Regions from separate parts of the Homo sapiens genome. Here region 2 is linked to region 1. Evidence: chromatin loops called from intact Hi-C (ENCODE). Cell type or tissue: Calu3. All regions are shown on one strand. Links, peaks and the distances in the headings refer to the core of each region. The heading gives the core; the rest is flanking DNA.

What was found. Peaks named below come from ENCODE experiments on the same cell type or tissue, not always from the same donor. Only the 100,000 strongest peaks of a DNase experiment are listed, where the experiment ranks them.
Region 2: it touches region 1 in a loop (4-fold over the local background); 21 of 110 quality-filtered maps call a loop at or near these places.

What each region holds. Positions count from the first base shown.
Region 1 is chr12:116,277,677-116,287,206 of GRCh38, reverse strand. MED13L (mediator complex subunit 13L) reads left to right here and starts at 9,514. Exons shown (of 31, transcript NM_015335.5): 1 at 9,514-9,530. RefSeq lists silencers at 9,106-9,165, 9,216-9,530. In Calu3, for the core only: no CTCF peak of the experiment used is centred there; no DNase peak of the experiment used is centred there.
Region 2 is chr12:116,428,824-116,438,353 of GRCh38, reverse strand. No RefSeq gene overlaps it. Among named protein-coding and RNA genes, the nearest start is that of MIR4472-2, 5.3 kb to the right of the region's middle. In Calu3, for the core only: no CTCF peak of the experiment used is centred there; DNase peaks (open chromatin) are centred at 3,473 and 4,003.

The DNA.
Region 1 (9,530 bases), core at 531-8,530:
TGGGACTACAGGCGCCTGCCACCACGCCCAGCTAATTTTTGTATTTTTAGTGAGATGGGGTTTTACCATGTTGGTCAGGCTGGTCTCGAACCCCTGACCTCGTGATCCACCCGCCTCGGCCTCCCAAAGTGCTGGGATTACGGGCGTGAGCCACCGCGCCCGGCTTGGCAGTCCATTTTAAGAAGGGAAAACTGAGACCCAAGCAGGAGAGGTGAGCTCCCCTGCTTGCATCACCTTTGATGAGAATTTAGTACCCACGTGACTAGAGAAGCCCAAGAAACCTGTCACTGGGGCAAAGGGAAGACAAAGGGATGACTTGAATTTCACGTGTGGTGTTTTGTTTTTGTTTTGTTGTTTTTTGAGATAGAATCTCGCTCTGTTGCCCAGGCTGGAGTGCAGTGGTACAATCTCGGCTCAGCAACCTCTGCCTCCTGGGTTCAATGCCTCAGCCCCCCGAAGAGCTGGAATTACAGTCATGCGCCACCACGCCCGGCTAATTTTTGTATTTTTAGTAGAGATGGGGTTTCACCATGTTGGCCAGGCTGGTCTCAAACTCCTGGCCTCAAGTGATCCGCTCGCCTCAGCCTTCCAAAGTGCTGGGATTACAGGTGTGAGCCACTGCGCCTGGGCAGGGGTGCTTTTAAATAAAAGATCTGTTGCAGAAAGCAAGATCTGGCCCCGGGGGCAGGGACCCAGCCAGCAGGAAGCCAGTACACCTGTGCTTGAGAACAAGAAATGTCTTCTTGGCCGGGTGCGGTGGCTCAGCCCGTAATCCCAGCACTTTGGGAGGCCGAGGCAGGCGGATCACAAGGTCAGGAGATCGAGACCATCCTGTGAATGGCGAAACCCCGTCTCCACTAAAAATACAAAAAAAAAAAACATTAGCCGGGCTTGGTGGCGGGTGCCTGTGGTCCCAGCTACTCGGTAGGCTGAGGCGGGAGAATGCCGTGAACCTGGGAGGCGGAGCTTGCAGTGAGCTGAGATTGCGCCACTGCACTCCAGCCTGGGCGACAGAGTGAGACTCTGTCTCAAAAAAAAAAAAAAAAAAAAAAAAAAAGAACTGTCTTCTCAGGCCTGAGGACTCAAGGTGCCAGAGAGTTTGGAGGAACTGTGTGTGATCCCTGGAGGATGGTGGCCTTTGTCTAACATGCCAGGACCTGGATATGGGTACTCAAAGAGGAGTATTGCCAGGGTAGGGTGGCTAGATCAGTTGCCTTCCTACCCATCCAGACCTTGCTGAAATCCCTAATTAAGGCCACCGTTAAAGAGACATTTGTCTTCCTTACAAAGCCCCTCTGGGAGCCTGGGCGCTTAGACCTGGCCTGGGGCATAGAAAACAGAAAGGGTGAGATGTTCTGGCAGAGTTGGCAGAGAAGTTGGCATCTTCCCTACCAGAGTGAGACCTGGCTCAGGGCCACCTGGACAGCCCCTTACTTTCATGAGCCTTGAACTCACACTTACACACCCCTGGAGAAAAAAAGTTAGAGAATCTACACCTCATGAACACTCTCCTTTTCTTTTCTTTTCTTTTTTCTTTTCTTTTCTCTTTCTTTCTTTCTTTCTTTCTTTCTTTCTTTCTTTCTTTCTTTCTTTCTTTCTTTCTTTCTTTCCTTCTTTCCTTTATTTCTTTCTTTCTTTCTTCTTTCTTTCTTTCTCTCTCTTTCTTTCTTTCTTTCTTTTAAAAGACAGAGTCTCATTCTGTAACCCAGGCTGTAGTGCCATGGCACGATCTCACTCTCTTTTCTTAAAAATGATTTTGTTCCCCTAAAACCTGAGTTGGCTGTTGTACATTGGGACCATTCAGGTTTCTGGTGTATGTGTGTGTGTGTGTGTATATATATGTCTGTCCAGAGAAAGCAGAATTTAGTTCCAGGTGACACATTTCACCACCTGTGATGGCCATAGCCTGCAATGTGTAAGAAACTTAGTGGAGGCCAAAAAAAGTATAAATATAGAAATATAGTTCACCCCTTTTTTGGTCAAACAGCAGCAGTGTCATCAAAGAAAAATATCAGGGGACACTGTTCAGAACTTCCTTAGGCTTTATGATGGGCTATTTGAAAGCAATTCATTGTGGGCTACTAGAATCAGCATTACCCCAGGCAAAGAGGCCTTCTTAAGTGTACAAAAGGTGTAGGCAAAATGCCACTAAATCCAGTTAAATTAATCTCATTGGAACTGCTAGCAACTCAAATAATTGCTTAAATTACTTCTTTGGTGGTGTTTCTTGGAGTTCGTCCTCCTCCTTTGTTTTATAAAAAGGAGCTCTGGAGGTTAATGATAAAGCTGACATGTATTAACACTTACTATGTATCAGGCAGGTACCAAGTGCTTTGTGTACAGTAACTCACTGAATGGCCACAATAGTTCTAGGAGGCTGGTATGAACATGACCTTGCTTTAGGGATGAGAAAAGCCAGGTACAGAGAGTTTAAATCACAGCCCAAGGTGGTCAGAAGAGTAATGGCAGAGCTGGGATTTGAACCAGGTCTTGTCCAGCTCTAAAGCACTTGCTCTTACTCATGCCTCAACCAGTGACCTGCAGACACTGCCTCTCCAAATCGGCGATAACTGCTGTTGTTTTTACTTCATCCTCTATACTGTCTTAGGGGAGAGGTTGGAACAATTAGGAAATCCTTAGTGGTTATGAGCAAAACTGTTATTGCCCAAGACAGCGTAGCTCGATTGGTATAAAACCATTTAAGAGGAGACTTGAAACATCTCAACTTAAAAATTGAATTATGAAAGGGAATGAAAAGTATCAGCCTACCGCATGAAAGATGTTCAGAAAATCTTTATGCAATTATGGAATGAATTATCTTGTCCATGCCAGGAGAGAGTGACCAAAGACCAGGTTCTGTCATTGTGCCAAGCTTCTTATTGGTCTCATTGGAACTGAACTTGGTTCTCTTTTGTTTTAAGCTGCTAACAGCAAACAACTCAAGAGGAAATGCAGATGGTTGCAATGCCTAAGAGAAGATCAACCTCACTAGAGTTTCAGGGAAAGCAAATGCAGGCTGGGCACGGTGGCTCACATCAGTAATCCCAGAACTTTGGGAGGCCGAGGTGGGCGGATCACTTGAGGTCAGGAGTTTGAAACCAGCCTGGCCAATATGGCAAAAACCCCTCTCTACTAGAACTACAAAAATTAGCCGTGCGTAGTGGTGCACACCTGTAACCCTAGCTACTCGGGAGGCTTAGGTAGGAGAATCTCTTGAAGCCAGGAGGCGGAGGTTGCAGTGACCCAAGATCACATCAGTGCACTCCAGCCTGGGTGACAGAGCGAGATTCTGTCTCAAAAAAAAAAAAAAAAAAAAGCAAACAAACGATACCATTTTTTCACCTATCAGGTTGGCAACAATTTTAAAAGATTTGGCAACATCCAAATGCTGGCAAAATTGTAAGGAAGTGTACACTCTTCCTGTATAGCTCCAGGGACTGTGAAATGTGAATTGCTGCAACCTTTGGGGGAAAGTCTTCTGGCTGTATTTATTAACAATAAAAACACACATTTATTAACAATAAAAAAGCAATCCTATTTTGGGGATTTTATTCCACAGGAATAAAACTGTCGGTACATAAGGATATATGGATAAGGCTATTTATTGCACCCTTATTTAAAGTAGGAAAACACTGGAAAATCCCTGAATGTTCAGGAATAGGGGAATAATTGATAAATTATGGCACAGATGTTCTATGAAACATTACACAACTAATAAAAGAATGAGTTAGATGCAGATATATAGGTCTAGAGGTGTATTTGTGACAAACTATTAAGTGGAAAAAGCAGATTGCAAAGTAATATATGTGACACGATCCCATTTTCATAAAAAGTAAAAAAAAAAAAATTCCCTTAGAAATGTGTCTTTAAGTTGTGTTGGTTGGTATGAGTCTGGAGGAAAGAGAGTGATTATCTACAACCACGTGTGAACTTTGGTTATCTCAGTGGGGTAGAGGGAAGAGTATTCCCCTTTTCTTGGTATATTTTTATAGCTGGCATTCTGTACTTTTGTCATTTGCAATGAAATAAATCCAATAAAGTTTAGGTTATACAGGGAAAAACCCTTCATGTGATATGACTGGGTGATGCTCCTTCCTGTATAAGAATGCACAAGTGGCTGTGAGGGTTATAATGTATTGATCACCACCTTTGGAGTCAGGCACTGTGCTAAGAACTTTCCCTGAGCTATCACTCTGGGAGGTCAATGCACAGGAAGAAATGAGGGTCACAGGGGTTAAATGACCTGCTCGAGGCCGCACAACTAGAGCACGACAGAGCGGAGATTGGAACCCAGGTGTCTCTTATTCTGAAGCGACATTCTTAACTCCTGCAAAATGCTCCCACACTGCAGCTCTGGCAGCTTCCTGCGGTCTTTCTAATAGATGGTTCCTCCTCTGGTCATATTTTTGCTTCCATTTTCTCTCTGCCATTACATTTAGTAACCATGAAAGGGAACTAACCTGTCGTTCTAAGACCTGGGACTTCAGTTGCCCGCTGGGCAGCAGGCAATCTCACAAATGGGGAAACCAAGTCATGAGGATGGTTATCAGGTGCCTTCCACAGAGGGAACTGGACTGCGACAGAGGGAACTGGACTGCGACGTCTGTGAGCTTTGTTCCTTGCTGCTTCCTGTTAGTCAGTTGATGGTTTTGTTTTGTTTTCTTTTAATCTTATCTCCTGAGGTTTCTCATCAACTCCCATTGCTTTCTCTATTGAGTAAGAATTCTGTGGATCTTTATCAGTAATTTCAACCGTGCAGTGTCAAAGAATTTCACTGCTAGAAATGATCTGAAAGATCACCCGAGTTGCTGTTTTCACACACGAGGAAACTGAGGCCCTGAAAGTTTGACTGGCTTGTCCAGGATCATAGGCTGCTCCGTAGTGCATTTGAGACTGCAACTGGCTGCCATTGGGTTCCCATTCTGTATTCATGGTGTCAGCACAGCTACAAGCAGCACTTCTAGTGTTTTCTCCTTCTCTTTGGGGTCTCTGACAGCCAAGAAAATCTTTGTGGATGAGGGTATTTTTCTTTCTTCTTTTTTGTTTTCTCTATTTGCTTTAAGTTTACTTTTATGATGCCATTTGATTGATTACTCTGTTTTCAATTTTATTTATTGATTTTTGTTGTTTATAACTTACTGCACTGAATGGATATGTATACATTTGGTTATTTTATTTTATTTATTTATTTTTGAGACAGAGGCTCACTCCATCGCCCAGGTTAGAGTTTAGAGTGCAGTGGCAGGAGCTTGGCTCACTGCAACCTCCACCTCCCAGGTTCAAGCAATCTCCTGCCTCGGCTTTCCAAACAGCTGGGATTATAGGCACGCATCACCATGCCCGCCTAATTTCTGTATTTTTAGTAGAGATGGGGTTTCACCATGTTGGCCAGGCTGGTCTTGAACTCCTGACCTCAAATTATCCACTCACCTTGTCCTCCCAGTTCTAGGATTCTAGGATTGCAGGCATGAGCCACAGCACCCGGCCAACATTTGGTTATTTTAAACAAAGGAAAAAAGAAAATGCAAACAGTATGGTAAAAAGTAATCCCACTCCAACTCCCAGTCCCCCTAGTTCCCCTCCTTAGAGGCAACTAATGTTACTACTAGTTTCTTGTTACCCTTCCTGAGGTATCTCAATAAATAATCTATTTTTGAGATTATTCCATATTAGTGCAAATAGCACTAACTCATTATTTTTAATGGCTGCATGGGAGTAAATTATATTGTTAACTATTCCCCAAATGATGGACATGTTTCTAGTTTGTACCCTACAAACAATGCTATAGTTCATATCCCTGCACTGCATGTCTTTATACAATCGTACAAGTATCTCTGTTGGATAAACTTCTAGAAGTCGAACAGCTGGGTCAAAGGCTGTGTGCATTATAGATTTTGATGCTAGTTGAACGGACATCCAAAGCTATGGTGTTAATTTATATTCCCACCAGCAGTGTATGAGAGTCCTACTTCTCTCTACATTTGTCTAAGCTTTTAAAATACTGTCAATACTTCTTGTGGCTTTAATTTCTGCTTTTTCTTATGATGAGTGTGTTAGTCGGCTCCAGCTGCTATAACAAATTACCATAGACTGGGTGGCTTTAAACAACAGACATTTACTTCACACAGTTCTGGAGGCTGGGAAGTCCACGATCAGGTGCTGGCCATTTCAGTTCCTGGTAAGGACCCTCTTCTTGGTTATGTCTTCACACAGTAGAGAGAGAGAAGCAAACTCCCTTGTGTCTCTTCCTACAACGGCACTAATTCCATCACGAGGGCTCCACTCTTATGCTAATTACCTCCCAAGGGCTCCACCTTCAAATATCTTTACAGTGGTGAGTAGAGTTTCAACATATGAAGTTTGGGGAGGACACAAACATTCAGCCAATAACAACGAGTGAGGTTGAGTAACATTTTATATACAATCAAGTGTCAATGATGGGGATGTGTTCTGAGAAATGTAACACTGGTGATTTCCTCATTGTGCAAACATCATAAAGTGCACTTGCACAAACCTAGATGAGATAGTCTACTGCACAGCTAGGCTAAATGGTATAGCCTATTGCTCCTAGGCTACAAACCTGTATGGCATGTTACTGTACTGAATACTGTAGGCAGTTGTAATATAATGGTGTTTGTGTATCTAAACACATCTAAGCTTAGAAAAAGTACAGTACAAATATGGTATTATAATCTTATGGGACCACTGTCATATATGTGGTCCACTGTTGTCCAAAATGTAGTACATGACTGCATTTAAAAGCTGGTCTTCTCTATTCTGTAAACTGTCCAAGTCCTTTATTCATGTTTCTATTAGGTTTTGCTCTGAAAGATTTATCATTAGTATTTGATTTTTCGAGAGAGGGTCTCCGTCACACAGGCTGAAGTGCAGTGGCAAGATCATGGCTCACTGTAGCCTCAAATTCCTAGGCTCAATCGATCCTCCTATCTCAGCCTCCCAGGTAGCTGGGACTACAGGTGAGCACCTGGCTAATTCTTTTGTAGAGATGGGAGTTTGTCATGTTGCCTTGGCTGGTCTTGAATTCCTGGACTCAAGCGATCCGCTGGCCTTGGCCTCCCAAAGTGCTGGGACTACAGGTGTGAGCCACTGCACCTGGCCTATTACTATTTCTACTTAAACCTAAACATGCTGAAGAATGACAATTTGGTCACCAGGTGAGTAGGATAGAACTACCTTCACCTCTGATGTAAATATATGGAATCTGGATATGATGGGCATTATACCCTCGAATTGCTCAGGCCTAAGTAACACCGTGTATGTTGACAGAGTGGTTTTTTTTTTTTTTTTTTACTTTTACCAACAGTATCTTTATTTATTTATTTATTTATTTTTTTGATGGAGTCTCACTCTGTCGCCCAGGCTGGTGTGTAGTGGTGCAATCTCTGCTCACTGCAACCTCTGCTTCCTGGGTTCAAACGATTCTCTTGTCTCAGCCTCCCAAGCAGCTGGGACTACGGGCACACGCCACCACACCCGGCTAATTTTTGTATTTTTAGTATTTTTAGTAGAGACAGGGTTTCATCATGTTGGCCAGGCTGGTCTCGAGCTCCTCACCTCAGTTGGTCTGCCCGCCTTGGCCTTCCAAAGTGCACGGATTACAAGCGTGAGCGACTGCATCCGCTCATCAACAGTATCTTAATAGAAATTCTCAATATTGGCCTGAGGTCATTGGGTCAGCAATCAGGATCAATTTTTGAGATTAGGAAATGAGGCTCAAAGAGTTAAACTATGTTGGTCAAAATAATGCAATTAGAGGGATGGCAAAGCCAGCCAGAGGCATCTTTCTAAGGAGCCTCCTGAATTCATGCTCGGGCTCTGGAGTCAGAAGGACCTGAGTTTGAGCCATGTACTAACTGAGAGATTGGAGATGTCACTGCACACCTCTGAGTTTTACCTAATTACAGCCTAAGAATAATAACAGTATCTACTTTAGGTGGTTGTTCTGCGGATTATGTGAAATAATGTAGGTAACGACATTCATTGTAACAATATGTTGCATGATAATACACATTATAACATGTTGCTCATGAGTTTTGCTTTAGCAGTATTTGTGGTAGTTCCAAAACTCAGTTCACGTGTCTTAAGACTTCTCTTATTATACACTCTCATCTCTTCCCTGCTTTCTACTCTTCCTTTTTTTTTTTTTTTTTTTTTTTGAGACAGGGCCTCTCTCTGTCACTCAGGCTGGAGTACGGTGATGCGACCTCGGCTCACTGGGCTCACTGCAGCCTCTGCCTCCAGGGCTCAAGTTATCCTCCCACCTCAGCCTTTCGAGTAGCTAGGGCTACAGGCACATGCCACACTACGCCTGGCTAATTTTTGTATTTTTGTATTTTATTTTTTTTGTCATGACGGGGGTTCTTGCTACATTGCTCAGGCTGGTCTTAAACCTCGGCTAGGATTACCGGCGTGAGCCACTGTGCCAGCCATCCACTCTTCCTCTTTTAGCTTAATCTACCTGAAACAGCTGATTGTTCCATGTTTGGAGGCGTATTAGTGAAGACATTGTTTTCTCCTCCCCCTTTTCGGGGATCCATTTCTTGAGGACTGGGAGAGCTTCTCTTCATAGCAGCACTCCTCCGGACTCCCAGGCCATATACACTCAGGAAATGTTGGTTATCCAATGAATGACGCCAGGAAGAAGGGTCTGCTCCCAACACGGCCTTAGCACAGTGCCTGGAAGTTATAACAGATTCTGGCACACAGCAGGAGCTCAGGAAACATTTATGTAATGAATGAATGAATGAATGAATGAGTGCACACAGTAACTAGGAGTAAGGGCTCAATAAACATTTCTGTATTAAACGCACAGTGTCTGGAACACAGTAAGCGCTCCGTCTATGGCAGCCGTGAATATCCCTGGGCGAAGCCTGTGAAACCTTGTCCAAGAGCTTGGCTTCACTGTGCGCGGGTTCGAATCTGGACTCCTCTTCCCAAGTGTGCGACCTCGGGCAAGTGATTTAATCCCTTTGTGCTTTAGTTTTCTCCTCTGCAAAAGGCGGACGGCGGCGCGAGCCTCTGAGGACACATTCCCCAGGGCACTCGGACCCGCTGCCTGGCCCACATCGCGGCCGCCGCGCCACGCCAGCCGGCCTGGGCTGCGAGGGCACAGGCCGGGGGTCCCGCGCCCTCCTCCGCGGCCACCACGGGCGCGCCCGGGACCCACGGTCCCGCCCCGCCACGATCAGTGCACCGCGAGGGGGCGGGGCGGCCACGAGGGGCAGCCCACGGCAGCCACGGGCCGGCAGTCCGCCGCCCGCCGGGGAGCCCGGCCGCCCGCACTTCTTTCTCTCCCTCTCTGCCTCCCTCCCTCCCTCTTCCCGGCCGGAGGACCCGGCCGCGCTCAGCTCAGCAGCGCCTCCCGCGAGCCGCCGCCGCCGCCGCCACTCCGGACCCCTCCCCCGCCCGCCCCTCGCTCCCCCCGCGCGGCCGGCGCCCGTCACGTGACCAAGCGCCAGCCAATGGCGGGCCGAGCCGCGGTCGGCGGCCGCCATTGCTGTCAGAGCAAG
Region 2 (9,530 bases), core at 956-8,955, 150 kb before region 1:
TTACACTGGTGGGGGAATGTCACATGGTGCAGTTGCCTTCAGAAACAGTTTGGGAGTTCCTGAAAATGCTAAACATACAGTTGCCCTAAGACCCAGCAATCCCACTCCCAGATATCCCAGATATACACCCGAGAGTCAAAAACATATGTCCATATAGAAACGTGTACACATAGCAAGTGTAATGTACATAGTATTATTCATAAAAACCAAAAGGTGGACGTGACCTAAATGGCCATCGTTGAATGGGAAGATGAGCAAATCGTGGCATAGCCATGCAACGGAATATGATTTGGCAGTAAAGGAATGAAGTATTGACACACGCCATGCCATGGATGAATCTAGCAACATCATGCTGAAGAAGTGAAGGAAGCCAGAAACCAAAGGTTGCAAATTGTATAATTCCATTTCTATGAAGTGTCCAGCATAGGTAAATCCATAGAGACGGAAAGCACATGAGTGAGTGGTTGCCAGGGTCGACAGGGAGAGGGGCAGGGAGGGGAGAGAATAGGAGCAGAACGAGTGAATGAAAGATAGCGGGTTTAGGGTTTCCTTCTGCAGTGACAGAAATATTTTGGAACTTGATAGAGGTGGTGGTTGCAGAATCCTGGGAATGTAGTAAATGCCACTGTGTTGTACCTTTCTGTCTTTTTTTCTTCCCCTTCCTTCCTTCCTTCCTTCTTTCTTGACAGAGTCTTGCTCTGTTGCCCAGGCTGGAGTGCAGTGGCACAATCTCAGCTCACTGCAACCTCTACCTTCTGGGTTCAAGTGACTCTCCTGCCTCAGCCTCCTGAGTAGTTGGGACTATAGACGTGCGTCACCACACCTGGCTAATTTTTGCATTTTTAGTAGAGACGGGGTTTCACTATGTTGGCTAGACTGGTCTCAAACTCCTGACCTCAGGTGATCTGCCCACCTTGGTTTCCCAAAGTGCTGGGATTACAGGCGTGAGCCACCGCACCTGGCCAACAACGGTCTATTTTGCTATTGCATTTTGCTTCAGTTTTTTAAAAAATCAGTTATTATGAATGGAGGACGCGTCAGGGAGGCAGGAAAGAGGAATGATGTCCAACTCCACCCCCAGAAATACCCAAACCCACTTTTTGCCTGGTCCTGAACCCCTTTCTCCTAATGTGTGTCCAGCTCAGAGTCAGACACATAGTAGGTGCTCAACAAGTGTTGGTTTCTCCCCCTCCCCCACACTGCCAGCTCCTGGTATAAAGGGGGAAAAAATCTCATAACCAATGTAACTGCCGCACTTGAACCTTTGGACTGAATCACATCTGCCACTTAGGGAGGGTCGTGTTTGCCTTGTGCTCGGACTGCAGCCTGCACTTTGGGCTCAGTGTTATCTGCGGGCCCTGCCAGCTTGCGAAAACCCTGCCCAGCACCAGCCCACGCAGGCAGAATTACACGTTATGCTGGGTCTCCCTGCATTTTCTGAGCTGGCATCTTAATGAACTATTGATTAGGGTCTTTCGGGCCTGGCTAGGATTCCCCTTTTGCAGAGAGCTGCAAGTTCCCCTGGTTGCACCAATCGTCCTGGAAAGGCCTGGTTCCATGGCCGCTGGCCAGAGTCTGCACCTTCGGGAAAGTTTTGTTCTCAGGCAGTTCCCGAGGCTCCCTGGGCTAGAAGCTATTCTTGGGGTGTTTAGGGGGCTGTGGGGGCAGGAACAACAGCTGTGGCTCTGCTCACCTCTGTCGCTCCCAACCAGAATGTGAGCACCTGCTGCAGGCCGGGCATGGGCTAGGGGTGGATGTAGAGCTAGATGAGTTAGCTGAATCTTACATCCCAAGGAGTTCAGAGTTGAGAGAGGAGGAGGGAGAAGCAGGCAATTGCTCCTGTAAGATACACAGCAGGGACAGCTGCACAATTTGTGCAGCCCGGGGCGAAATGAAAATGCAGAGTCCCTTGTGCAAAAATTATTACGAAGTTCAAGTTGGTGACAGCAGAGCTTCGAGAGAGCATTACCCTTCTAAGCGCCAGCCCCTGTGTGGGCACTGATCTCATGCCTGTGAAACTCGCCCTGCATTAGTAGCAGCTAACATGAATTGAGCACTTACTGTATGCCTGTGGCTGTAGAGCTCAGGGGTTGGGAACACTGACTCTGGACCCAGACTCCTGAGTCAGATTCCACCTCTGCCTCTTATTAAATTACCCAGTCTCTCTGTGCCTCAGTTTCCTCATCTGTAAAATGGGAGCAATACTAATAAAGAGTGTAGACCCGTGTCTGGCCTGCAATGTCTGCTACAGAAGCATTCACTGTTAGTGAATTTACATGTATGGACTCAGCTGATCCCCACAGGAGTCTAAGAGGTTGATGCTATTTATTATTATTATTATTATTATTATTATTATTATTATTAAGACAGAGTCTCACTCTGTTGCCCAGGCTGGAGTGCAGTAGTGCAATCTTGGCTCACTGCAACCTCTGCTTCCCGGGTTCTAAGCGATTGTCCTGCCTCAGGCTCCCAAGTAACTGGGATTACCGGTGCGTGCCACCACACCTGGCTAATTTTGTATTTATAGTAGAGATGGGGTTTCACCATGTTGGCCAGGCTAGTCTCGAACCCCTGATCTCAGGTGATCCATCTGCCTCAGCCTCCCAAAGTGCTGGGATTATGGGCGTGAGCCACTGCATCTGGCCAGTGGATGCTATTATTATACCTGTTACCAGGTAGGGAAACCAGGCATATGTTACATTGGGTAATTTAACCTTAGTCATTCAGAGGTGAGGCGTGGATTTGAACCTAAATCCTCCCACAGCTGGGAGGGCCCTCGTGCTACCCCTGGCTCCGAGTCAGTGTTCACTAAATGCAGATGGAATTGCAGAATTGGTTTTGTTTTAGGCCGGGCACAGTGGCTCACGCCTGTAATCCCAGCACTTTGGGAGGCCGAGGCGGGCGGATCAGGAGGTCAGGAGATCGAGACCATCCTGGCTAACATAGTGAAACCCTGTCTCTCCTAAAACTACAAAAAAATTAGCTGGGCGTGTTGGCAGGCACCTGTAGTCCCAGCTACTCGGGAGGCTGAGGCAGGAGAATGGCGTGAACCCGGGAGGTGGAGTTTGCAGTGAGCCAAGATCGCGCTACTGCACTCCAGTGTGGGTGACAGAGCGATACTCCGTCTCAAAAAAAAAACCAAAAAAAAAAAAAAAACAGAATTGGTTTTGTTTCTTTTTACAAATCTACTTTATGCCGGGCACTTTCCTATCGCTTCATTCGCGATAGGAATGTTTATTTTTTTCCATTTTACACATGTGTGTTTTTTTTTTCCATTTTACACATGGGGGTATTTGTTTTTGTGTGTTTGTTTTTTTCCATTTTACACATGGGGGTATTAAGCTCCGCCCTAGGAGAAGCCTTTAGACCAATGCTGCCCAGCCTGGAAGTGGTGAATCGGAGACTGCCCTCCTGACTCGCTTGGATTCCAAACCCCTGGCTCTTTCCAGCCCAGCCCACGCCCCTCCGGAAGCTCTGCCCAGAAACGTGCATGGTTGGCATTGCTGAGCTTGCGAGTCCTGCATGGCCCAAATCCCATGAAAGCTGCCTGCACTGCATTAGAAGTGCAGCAAGGATGGAAGTGAGAGGTAAAATGTACATTTCAGCACAAAAGCTTGGAGAGACTTCATGATGCCCCTAGGGCCGTAGGGATCCTCTCCTCTCTCCCTGCCCCAGGCAGACAAAATAGCTAAACCACCCAGGAAGTGTCCTGACAGAAGATCTGCTCACCCATCATCTCTGTTATCCTGTGCTCTGTGGCCTCTGAACAGGAACCCCCAAAATTCAGATGAGCAAGGAAGGCAAAGGTGTCACTGAGGGCTTGGCAAAGTGCTTGCAGGGATGTCCCGAGAAGGCTTTTTCCTGACAGCCTCCTCAGAAGAATATGTGTGGATTCTTATTGCGAAACCCCCAAAGCTCAGCCCCGCCTTCAGAGACTCCGGGAATGAGCTGTGGGTGGAGGGGTGAGTTTAGCGGTGGCAGCTGATCCTTTCCAGATGCCGGGCTCCAGGCCTTGCGGGCAGCCAGGCTGGTCAGTGGCTCCTTGTCACATGCGTGCCACCAGAGGCAGAGGGACAGGGGAAAGGGGCAAGAGTCTGCTCTGAGCCAGGGACTTCCAGGAAGAGCCTGAATAGTCCTGCCCCAGGCGGCTGGTTCTTTCCTCTTAGTGAGCAGCCATGCACACATGATGATTTGCTTTCCTTTTTTTTTTTAATTAACTTCTTACTTTATGCATTTATTTATTTATTTTTCAGACAGGGTCTTGCTCTGTCGCCCAGGCTGGCACCCAGTGGTGTGATCTCTGCTCACCGCAGCCTTGAATTCCTGAGCTCAAGTCATCCTCCTACCTCAGCCTCCCAAGTAGCTGGGACTATAGGCGCACGCCACCGCAGCCAGATAATTTTTTTTACTTTTTAGTAGAGATGGGGGTCTCGCTATGTTTCCCAGGCTAGTCACAAACCCCTGGCCTTAAGCGATCCTCCCATTTTGGCCTCCCAAAGCACTGGGATTACAAGTGTAAGCCGCTGTGCCCAACCCAATTTACTTTTTATTGAAATATAATTTCAGACTTAGGAAAAAGTTGCAAGAACAATACAAAGAATTCCCATGTACCTGTCACCCAGATTTCCCAAATGTTACCACATTACCACTTTGCTGTATCCTTCCCCCACCCCCCACCCCTGTCTCTGTAGATACAGCTATAAAGAGGAGAAAAATGCTTGTTTTCTCAGACATCACACCTCTGTGAAATACTTCACTCTGAATTTCCTAAAAACAAGCAACATTGTCTTACAAAACCACAATACAATGATCAAACGTAGGGAATGAACACTGACACAGCGTTATTGTCTCATCTGAAAACTTTCTCCAGGTCTCCCCATTTGTACTGATGATGTCCTTTGTCACCAAAGGAAGCTCCAGATGTCATATGGCATTTCGTTGTCCTCTCTTTTGCTTTCTTTAGTCTGAAGCAGTTCCTGTGTCTTTTTATATCTTTCATAACACTGACATTTTTCAAGAGCACACGTCAGAGATTTTATTGAACATCCCTCAATTTGGGTTTATCAGCTGTTTCTTCATGGTTAGATTCAGGTTACGCACTTTCATTCACAGTGCATCCTATCAGCTGGCACATACTGCCAATTTGCCTCATTCTGGGGATGCTAACTTTGATCACCAGGTTGAGACTGTATTCTTTTAAGCTAAACACAAAACAAAACAAAACAAAAACAGAGAAGCGGCTGGGAGCAGTGGCTCACGCCTGTAATCCCAGCACTTTGGGAGGCTGAGGCGGGTGGATCACGAGGTCAGGAGATCGAGACCATCCTGGCTAACACGGAGAAACCCCATCTCCACTAAAAACACAAAAAATTTCCCAGGCGTGGTGGCGGGCGCCTGTAATCCCAGCTACTCCGGAGGCTGAGGCAGGAGAATGGCGTGAGCCTGGGAGGTGGAGCTTGCAGTGAGCGGAGATCGCGCCACTGCACTCCAGCCTGGGCGACAGAGCGAGACTCCGTCTCAAAAAACAAAAAACAAACAAACAAAAAAAAACAGAGAAGCCTGAATTCTAATGATATCCTAAGTCCAGCTCAGAAGCCGCAGACCACCCCCTCACCAATTTTTCTGCTCATACAGAAAAAAAAAGTTAATGTATCAGTTATCTATGGCTGCGTAACAAACCACCCCAAACCCACAGTGGCTTAAAATAACAACTGTTAGTGCTCGTGGCTCTGTGAGCCAAAGATACAGGCAGGGCCCCACTGGGCAGTTCTTCCACTTCACATGGTATCATCTGGGTTCACTCACATGGCCACACTCCCCCTGGAGCTTGACTGGAGCTGGAAGACCCAAGATGACCTCACTCACGTGTCTGGCACTTGGTTTTGGCTGTCAGCTGGGGTGCTTGGTTCTCCTCCATGTGGCCTTTCCAGAAGGATAGCTTGGGCCTCTTTACATCGTGGCTGGGTTCCAAGAAAGTGAAAATAGAAGCTGCAAGGCCTGGAAGTTGCCCAGCCTCACTTCTCCTGAGTTCTGTTGCTAAAAGCAAGGCACCGGGCCAGCCCAGATTCAAGGAGAGGATAAAGAATTCTTCCTTTGGATGGGAGGAGTGGCAAAATCCATTGCAAAAGAGCATGTGAGATGGGGTCTTTGGAAATGATCTACCTCAGTTAAGGATACAGCATACCAAGGGTGTCTCCTTGCCCACCCAGGGTAAGCTACTTTTATCAGTGTTTTCCGTCAACCCTGGAATGGAAAGTTGCGAAACAGAGAAGCGGGGGTTGCATACCTTGTGCTGGAAGGGAGGGCATAGAGGTCAACTCGTTCGCCCCCGGAATGATGGCAAGGAAGGTCCTGGGATTGGAATTGGAAGGAGGAAATAAAAGAGCGCTGAGGGCATATAGATTTTCCCCCATGTATGGTGCTGGGTCGGGTCCTTCAGATGTCCCGAATTTGGATAGGGGAGGGCTTGGACTGTGGCTGTACTACTCAGACCGTCCAGAGGGCTACAAAAGAGAAACGAGGCAGTCAGCCTTTGCTCTGCCTCTTCCAGAGGAATGTCAGTCCTTATGCTCCGAATTTTTAGTCTTCACTATTCTTTTCAATTCAGTTCAATTCCAAAGGCCTTTCTTGGGTCTCTGTTATGTAGCGATATTTATTGGGCACCTACTATGTCTGCAGGGCTCAGTGCTGAGGATAGAGGGATGGAAGTGAATCGGTCCTTGCCCTTTGGGAGCTCACAGCCTAGAGATGAAATTTACCTATAGACAAACCATTGCAGATCATTGTCAAGGAAATGCATGTATGTGAGTGGAATCCAGAGCTGAGGAGTGGCTAAGTGTGCCTGGGGACCCTAGAGAAGGAACATAAAAGGGACAATGCATGACTGATCACTCTTAAAGAAGGAGCAGATAGGCCGGCAGAGGAGGCAGCCAAGGGTTGGGGAGGGGAGGGACAGGGCAGGTTAGGAAACTACCCCTCGCTGAGAATGGTTATCAACAAGATATAGGGAGGATTCCAGGAGGGTGCAGAGAGATGAGACCAAGGGATAATCATGAACTAGAACTCTGCAATCTACTAATGCCGGTGTTTCTCGCTTTCTTCCTATTCTCTCCCAAGAGTCCTTGCCAGCCCAGGTCTAAAGTCCTTAACCTTGTAGACCACCCATTCAATAGAGACTTGGGCCAGGCATGGTGCTGCATGCCTGTAATCCCAGCTACTGGGGAGGCTGAGGCAGGAGGACTGTTTGAGGCCAGGAGACTGAGACCAGCCTGGGCAGCATAGTAAGACACCTATCTCTCTCTCTCTTTTTTTTTTTTTTTTTTTTTTCGAGACAGAATCTTGGTCTTGTTGCCCAGGCTGGAGTGCAATGGCATGACCTTGGCTCACTGCAACCTCTGCCTCCCTGGTTCAAGAGATTCTCCTGCCTCAGCCTCCTGAGTAGCTGAGATTACAGGTGCCTGCCACCACGACCAGCTAATTTTTGTATTTTTAGTAGAGATGAGGTTTCGTCATGTTAGCCAGGCTGGTCTCGAACTCCTGACCTTGTGATCTGCCCGCCTCGGCCTCCCAAAGTGCTGGGATTACAGATGTGAGCCACTGCACCTGGCCAATAAGACAGCTATCTCTAAAAAATTTTTTTTAAAAAGATTAGCCAGGTGCAGTGGTACGTGCCTGCAGGTCACAGCTACTCAAGAGGCTGAGGCAGGAAGATCACTTGAGCCAAGGAGTTCGAGACTGCATTGAGGTATGATCATGCCACTGCACCCCAGCCTGGGAGAGGGAGCGAGATCCTGTCTCTAACAAAATAAATAAATAAAATACAGACTTGAGATGAGACAGTGAGAAAAGTGGGCAGGAGGACTTTTATTTATTTATTTATTATTTTATTTTATTTTATTTTATTTTTCTCTTTTTTTTCATCATACTTTAAGTTCTAGGGTACATGTGCACAACATGCAGGTTTGTTACGTATGTATACATGTGCCATGTTGGTGTGCTGCACCCATTAACTCATCATTTACATTAGATATATCTGACAGGAGGACTTTTTAGAGAAACTTATTTCATCTCTATAACAAGGAGCTGGGAGAAAGGAGGGAGGGGAGAGTCGTCTGGGAGTTTTGGAGTTGGGATTGGGAAAAAGGAGGGCACAGCTTGTATTCAGTGTTGCTGCGGGGTTTGGACTACATACGGTATGGATTTAATTAGTATTTGATAGCTAGACTGTGGATCTTTGAATGCAACTAAGTCCGTAGAAGGAGCCATATGGGGACCCATAATTTATATGTGTTACATCTTTTTAAACATACACATATACAGTAATAAGGGAGGTCACATTTTAAAAAGGGATGCATTCTTGAAGATCTTTGCATAATTAAAACCTCAAAATAACCCAAGGATAACCCTGGGAAAGTTTCATTTATCAACTAAAGTATCGCTAACACAAGGCAATAGTGCACCATGGCTCGGCTTCATTTGGCCCATGCAGCTCCGAAATGATGCAATTATTGATGCTTTTTTTTTTTTTTTTTTTTGTCTTTTTGGAGAGGTTTACATTATTCTACATTTTGCACCCAAAGGGAGACTTCATTTCATACATTTTTTTTCTTTTTTTTCTGAGATGGAGTTTCACTTTTGTTGCCCAGGCTGGAGTGCAATGGTGCAATCTTGGCTCACCGCAAGCTCTGCCTCCCGGGTTCAAGCCATTCTCCTGCTTCAGCCTCCTGAGTAGCTGGGAATACAGGCATGCACCACCACACCCGGCTAATTTTGTTTTGTTTCGTTTTGTTTTTTTTTTTTAGTTGAGATAGAGTTTTTCCATGTTGGTCAGGCTGGTCTTGAACTCCTGACCTCAGGTGATCCGCCCACCTCGGCCTCCCTAAGTGCTGGGATTACAGGCATGAGCCACTGCACCTGGCCTTTTCTCTTTTCCTTTCTTTTTCTTTTTTTTTTTTTTTTTGAGATGGAGTCTCACTTTTGTCATCTAGGCTGGAGTGCAATGGTATGATCTTGGCTCACTGTAACCTCCGCCTTCCAGGCTCAAGCGATTCTCCTGCCTCAGCCTCCCAAGTAGCTGGGATTACAGGTGCCCGCCACTACGCCCGGCTAATTTTTATATTTTTAGTAGAGACGGGGTTTCACCACGTTGGCCAGGCTGGTCTCAAACTCCTGACCTCTGGTGATCCTCCCGCCTTGGCGTCCCAAAGTGCTGAGATTACAGGAATGAGCCATTGCGTCCGGCCATTTCATACATTTTTTATATTGTACTATTTCAAATTTGCAATTCTCTCTTTTATTTCATCTTCATGAATGAGACAATAGAGGCTTAGAAGGGTTCGGTCTTGTCCAAGATGCTGCAATGAGAAGCAAAGGCAGAGCCGGACCCCAAGCCCAGGAGAGGGGGCAAACCCCAGGCTTGAACATAGACAAACAGGCTGATCTTCCAGGGTGGGTCCTACTGTTACAGAAAAGGGGTCCCGATCCAGACCCCAAGAGAGGGTTCTTGGATTGCGCAAGAAAGAATTCAGGGA